2 separate regions of the Homo sapiens genome follow, and region 1 is linked to region 2. Evidence: read pairs that join two places in POLR2A ChIA-PET (ENCODE). Cell type or tissue: Caco-2. All regions are shown on one strand. Links, peaks and the distances in the headings refer to the core of each region. The heading gives the core; the rest is flanking DNA. Region 1 holds the start of PSMA4 (proteasome 20S subunit alpha 4). Region 2 has its middle 37 kb from the start of IREB2.

What was found. Peaks named below come from ENCODE experiments on the same cell type or tissue, not always from the same donor. Only the 100,000 strongest peaks of a DNase experiment are listed, where the experiment ranks them.
Region 1: POLR2A ChIA-PET joins it to region 2 with 12 read pairs; 2 of 35 experiments call an interaction of 5 or more read pairs at or near these places.

Annotation. Positions count from the first base shown.
Region 1 is chr15:78,539,200-78,542,110 of GRCh38, forward strand. PSMA4 (proteasome 20S subunit alpha 4) reads left to right here and starts at 1,245. Exons shown (of 9, transcript NM_002789.6): 1 at 1,245-1,340; 2 at 2,706-2,731. The coding sequence starts at 2,729. RefSeq lists enhancers at 1,283-1,392, 1,501-2,393 and a silencer at 1,473-1,742. In Caco-2, for the core only: no CTCF peak of the experiment used is centred there; a DNase peak (open chromatin) is centred at 1,192; H3K4me3 peaks cover 1,893 bases.
Region 2 is chr15:78,399,825-78,402,735 of GRCh38, forward strand. No RefSeq gene overlaps it. Among named protein-coding and RNA genes, the nearest start is that of IREB2, 37 kb to the right of the region's middle. In Caco-2, for the core only: no CTCF peak of the experiment used is centred there; no DNase peak of the experiment used is centred there.

The DNA of each region.
Region 1 (2,911 bases), core at 135-2,634, 140 kb after region 2:
CTGCTTTTTGGGAGAGACTGTGAGCAGATGACTTCATATTAACCCAGATCTAGTCAACCTTCTAGCCTGAAAAAACCTAAAATGCATAGTAGATAGTTTACATACGGACCGAGGCTGAATGAGCAAAAAGGTGGAGAGATGGATAATGAACACAGAAACAAGTATGACAATTTCAGTAAAGAAGATAAAATGGTGCGAGTATATGCTGACGGTAGGGTATTGCTTTAACTGTGCTGGTCAGGGAAATCCTTTCTGACTGGTGAAAAGCAGAGAAAGAGACCAAGGTGAAAATTCCCCCAAAAGTGTGAACCTGATCATAATTTTTTTTAATTTAATTTTTAGAGCCAGTGTCTTTCTCTGTCACCCAGGCTGGAGTGCAGTGGTGCGATCATAGCTCACTGCAGCCTCCAAACTCCTAGCCTCAAGCCATCCTCCTGCCTCAGCCTCCCAAAGCGGTGTAATTACAAGCATGAGTCACCATGCTCGACCCTCATCATAATTTTTTTTTTTTTGAGATGGAGTCTCAGGCTGGAGTGAAGTGGCGCACTCTCGGCTCACTGCAACCTCCGCCTCCCGAGTTCAAGCGATTCTCGTGCCTCAGCCTCCCAAGTAGCTGGGATTACAGGCGTGCACCACACACCCGGCTAATTTTTGTTAATTTTAGTAGAGACGGTTTCACCATGTTGGCCAAGCTGGTCTCGAACTCCCGACCTCAGGTGATCCACCCGCCTCGACCTCCCAAGGTGCTGGGATTACAGGCATGAGCCACCCGGCCTTCCTCATCATAATGTGTATGTCCAAAATGTATGCATCAGCAGTAAAAGTGAAAGCCAGAATGAAAAAGGAAGGTGATGAGAGGGGTAAAGTCTCATGTGGTTGGAACCATTTTGGGAAACAGGACAGGAATGATAGCAATTAAGAAGCCGGTCCACACTATTTGCTATCCTAGGTCTGAATAGTGAAGAGAAAATGAAAGGAGAGCGCCAAGGGTAAGAGAAAGAAATTAGCTATTCCACCTCCTGGTTGGCTACTGTCTTCCTGCCCTCTTCCCCATGGCACAGCAACTCCTCCACCTGCTGAGGACCCTAGCCTAAGCTGCAGCGCCCCAGAGCCTCAGCACCCCCGCGACCCAGCTCCCACGAGGGGCACGGGTTCTAGCTCCGCCCCGCAAGAAGGACTTCCGCGTCCTCGGCCGTCCCGCTCCCCCCGCCCCAACCCAGCGGTTCTGCGCATGCGCGGGGGCCATATTAGCAGCGGTTATTCGGTGAGCGGTGGTGGTTTATTCTTCCGTGGAGTTAAGGGCTCCGTGGACATCTCAGGTCTTCAGGGTCTTCCATCTGGTGAGCCTTTGGCCCCTTGGGGCCCGCGGAAGCTTGGCCGCTTTCCCATTGGGCGGGGGTCGTGAACGTCAAGACAGTCGGTCCCGGCCTGCAGTTGCCGCCGAGGAGCCGTGGGCACGATGACTCTGCACCGCCTCCTCTGTGACGGACCGACCGCCGGGAATGGCCCCCGCCGGCCGCCGTCGGGGGCTTCCCAGTGCCAAGCCTGGACGCCGGGGCCCGCGAGGGGGCGGGCTGAGGGTGGGGGTCTGTGGGCAGGACCGAGAGTTGGGGTGGCTTCCGTCCTCAGGAGTTCGGTACGTGAAAGTTAGCTCTCCCGGAGGTGCCGGTGAACTCAAAATAGTGCTGTGCCCGGCGTCAGGCGTGGAGACAACAGAAAGTTGTGCTTAAAGCTCGAATCAGAAATCCCCGGCGAGTGTCTCTGTGTCCTCCCTGCTTCTCTGCTCTGTGCCATCCTTACTTTGCACCATTCCTATTGCAATTACCTCAACCAGTTCGCTGCCCTCGGTCTCTCACCAGCCAGAGTGATCATTTAAAATGCCAATCAGTTCCTGTGGGCCTTGGGAATCATTCAGAGGAGCCCCATTGGCTGAGAGATAAAATTCTGTTTTTACCTGGGCACGCGGGCTCTCCAGGATTTGATTCCAGCTTACCTTTCCAGTCTTGATTCCCTATATTCCAGTATTTGGAAATGTGGGCCTTGGACTGAGGCTTTACCAAATAACGCTGAACACCTAGTATTGCCTTTTGCACGAATGGTACTGATGGTGCCCAAGATAACTGCCTCCACCCCCAAGTTCAGGACCCAGATCACTCTCTGGAGAAGGCCTCAGCCTCTTGCCTTGGCTTTCAAGGCTCTGCGTGATTTGGATACTCGCTTAGCTCTTATTTATATATATTTTAAAAGCATCAGCAGTTTATCTCATGCCCACTAAACTATCCTGCCTCCGTACCCTTTGTTCATACTTTCTGCTCTGTGTGGAATGCCCTTCTTTCTTCCCCTGTTCTTTCTCTTAGACCCAAGGGTTCTCAGCCTTATTTCTGCCTCTCCCATCTCTGATTTACTTTCATTTTCTGTATCGATTTCTCAAAAAATACTTTCTTGATTCTTTCATCATCCCTTTTCCCACCCTACCCCCGGTTCCTCTTTCCACATTATAATCTATGACTGCCTCTCTCACCTAACTGCCAGTATTAGCTTTTCAGGACAGGAACTGGTTTTACACATTTTGGTATTCCAGCATCTAGCATAATGCCTGACACTTAGCTGAATAAAGGGAGTAAATAAAACAGATTTGTAAAGTCAGCAAATGCTTTTTAATTTGTGAATCTTATTTTAATGATGATCTGATTTTCTTTTTACAGGAACTATATAAAGTTCAGAAAACATGGTGAGTTAATACACATGCCAATAAACGGTTGCCTGATAAACAGTATTGCTTGTACTCAGTTTACAGACTTGAGTGGGAAAATTGAAATAGAAGGAAAGCAGTGAGAAGGTGCCTTTTTTCTTGTCAGTTTCCTCTCACCTATTGAACTTTGTATACCAGGATAGGTTTTGTAAGATCATT
Region 2 (2,911 bases), core at 237-2,736:
TGCAATCCTTATTGCTAGGTGGGTCAGTCATTTGATCTCCCTTTTGCCCAGCAAAGCCACTTCATAAAACCCCTTGCTGGAAGGCCAGATCCAGGTCCCTCTGCTTCCATGCATGCCTGCCTGCCTGCCTCCCACTGCCACTCCCCTGCTGCTCCACATGCTAGCCTGGGTGCATTCAGGGGCCCACTGTCTTGTTTTCTGATGCCAGTGCTAGAAAAGTTCTGCTCTTTCTAAAGGAACATGGTACTTTCAAGGCCTTTGAGAACCATGCCGTATGTCATTCATGGTCACTGAATCACAGACAGGATTCCAAATGGGCCTGAGAGATCAGAGTCTTGTCTGCACGCAGTGGCTCATGCCTATAATCTCAAGCACTTTGGGAGGCTGAAGCAGGAGGATCACTGGAGGCCAGGAGTTCAAGACCCACAACACAGCGAGACCCCATCTGTACAAATAATAATAATAATAATTTTTAAAAAAGAGTTCGGCCTCAGGATATAAGTCCCAGCTCTTCTGTTTATTAGCCATGTGATCCTGGGTGAGTTTCTTAACCTCCCTGCAACTCAGTTTTCTCATTTGCAATGTGGGGATAATAACAGTCCCTAATTTTCAGGATTACTGGAAATACTGAATAAAAAACTAAATAAATACTAATTTATTAAACACTTAGTGCCTGCATTTAGTTGACACTCCAGATTGATAGCTATTACTAAACCATATTTGAGGCTGGGCGTGGTGGCTCATGCCTGTAATCCTAGCACCTTGGGAGGCTGAGGCAGGCAGATCACCTGAGGTCAGGAGTTTGAGACCAGCCTGGCCAACATGGAGAAACCCCATCTTTACTAAAAATACAAAAATTAGCCAGGTATGGTGGCATGTGCCTGTAGTCCCAGCTACTCAGAAGGCTGAGGCAGGAGAATCACTTGAACCCAGGAGGTGGAGGTTGCAGTGAGCCAAGATCCCGCCACTGCACTCCAGCCTGGGTGACAGAGTGAGACTCCATCTCAAAAAAAAAAAAAAAAAAAAACCATATTTGAAAGATTCTAAGATACAGCCATTGTGAGACACAGCCCTGATTTCAGAGATGTTAAAATGGTATAATTCACCCAATAGCAAAAGGGTTCCAAAGCCAAAGATGTTAGGGAGACACCTTTTCTGCAAGATGTTTCAGAGCTTTTAAATGCTGCGTTTCAATGTGAGCTCATGGTAGTTACCGCATTCGGTAAGAACTCAGACTGAGTAGACAACGGAACCCCTTTTCTATGAAATAGCTTGGGAGTTCTGTGACATTGGCTTGGGGAGTGCTAATCTAGTCCAATGCTCTAATTTCATAGATGGGGAAACTGAGGCCAGAGAGAGGAGGAGACTTCCTGAAGTTACTTAGGTGGTTAAGTGGTGAAGACTAGGCTACTGAAGAGCCAAACTGGAGCTCCCTCCACTAAACCGCCTTTCCTCCCAACTAACCTGTTACCTACGACACTTGATAGTTTCCTTCTTTTTTTTTTTTTTTTTTTTTTTTTGAGACAGAATTTAGCTCTTGTTGCCCAGGCTGGAGTGCAATGATGTGATCTCAGCTCACCGCAACCTCCGCCTCCCAGGTTCAAGTGATTCTCCTGCCTTAGCCTCCCGAGTAGCTGGGATTACAGGCAAGCACCACCATGCCCAGATAATTTTGTATTTTTAGTAGAGACAGGGTTTCTCCATGTTGGTCAGGCTGGTCTCGAACTCCCGACCTCAGGTGATCCGCCCGCCTCAGCCTCCCAAAGTGCTGGGATTACAGGCGTGAGCCACCGCGCCTGGCCTGACATTTGGTAGTTTCCAAAGACCTTCCTGCTGTGTGCTGTTCCTCACACTAACCCCTGCAGATCCCAGGGGAAGGGATTGTCCCCACTGTACAGATGCAGTTGCCAGCCCACTGAGCAATGGGTTACAAGTGGGACCCAGGTCTGATTCCTGGGCTTACTGCTGTGTTTTTGTAACACCCTAAAGACTGTGACTTGGAGGGGAGGAGGTGCATGACTGGGAGCCAGCAGGTGAGCCAGAAGGGCCCAAAAGACCTGGGTCAAGAGGTGGTCCCAGTACAGAAAAGGACTAAAACCGGCAGAGCTCACCTCCTGAAGCAGTCTTGCTAGGTCAACCCCAGCTTCTTCCATGATGGGCAGAGATGCAGACCACCACGATCTACCCTACCAATACTTGATCATGCATCGGGATAGGGGCAAGGCTCTCATTTCACACCTGCCCACATGCAGAGCCTCATGGACGGGAGGGCAGACCTCCAGATTCAATGTTATTGCACCACTGAGGAACATCTACGGGGACCTGCTGTGCAAACTTCAGACCACATTGATGAAATCCACTGGGAAGTCCTTTCATCACAGCAGTTAATTTGATGACTGCTTTGTTTTAAGAGCAGTTTTTGTTTCACTGGCTAAAGTGACTTACTATGAGGGGTTGTTAAGCAATTCATCAACTTTTAAATCTCGATATGTTTGTGGTCAAACATGACTGTTCTCACAGACCGAGCGACGCTCAGCCTTTTCCCCTCTGAGACGCACATGATGGACGATGTTTGTTCACATGCTTGACCCACCCCCAGTAAGAATAGACTCATTTGGATTCACACAAATTTCTTAAAATGGCAATATCAAGTGTTGGTAAGAGTGTAGAAAAGGCTAACTTTTATGCCTTGTTGGTGGGAGTGTAAACGGATATAGACCCAGTAGAGAACAACTTGGCAGCATCTCACAAAATGGAACATTTAATTTCAATTACATTCTCTATAAGCCTGCAATTCCATATACCCAAGAGAAGTTCAGTGTGCGCACAAGCAAACACATCCAAGGATGTTCACTGCAGATGTTGGTAGGTATGCAAAACTGGAAACAACTCAGATGTCTGCCAATAAGAG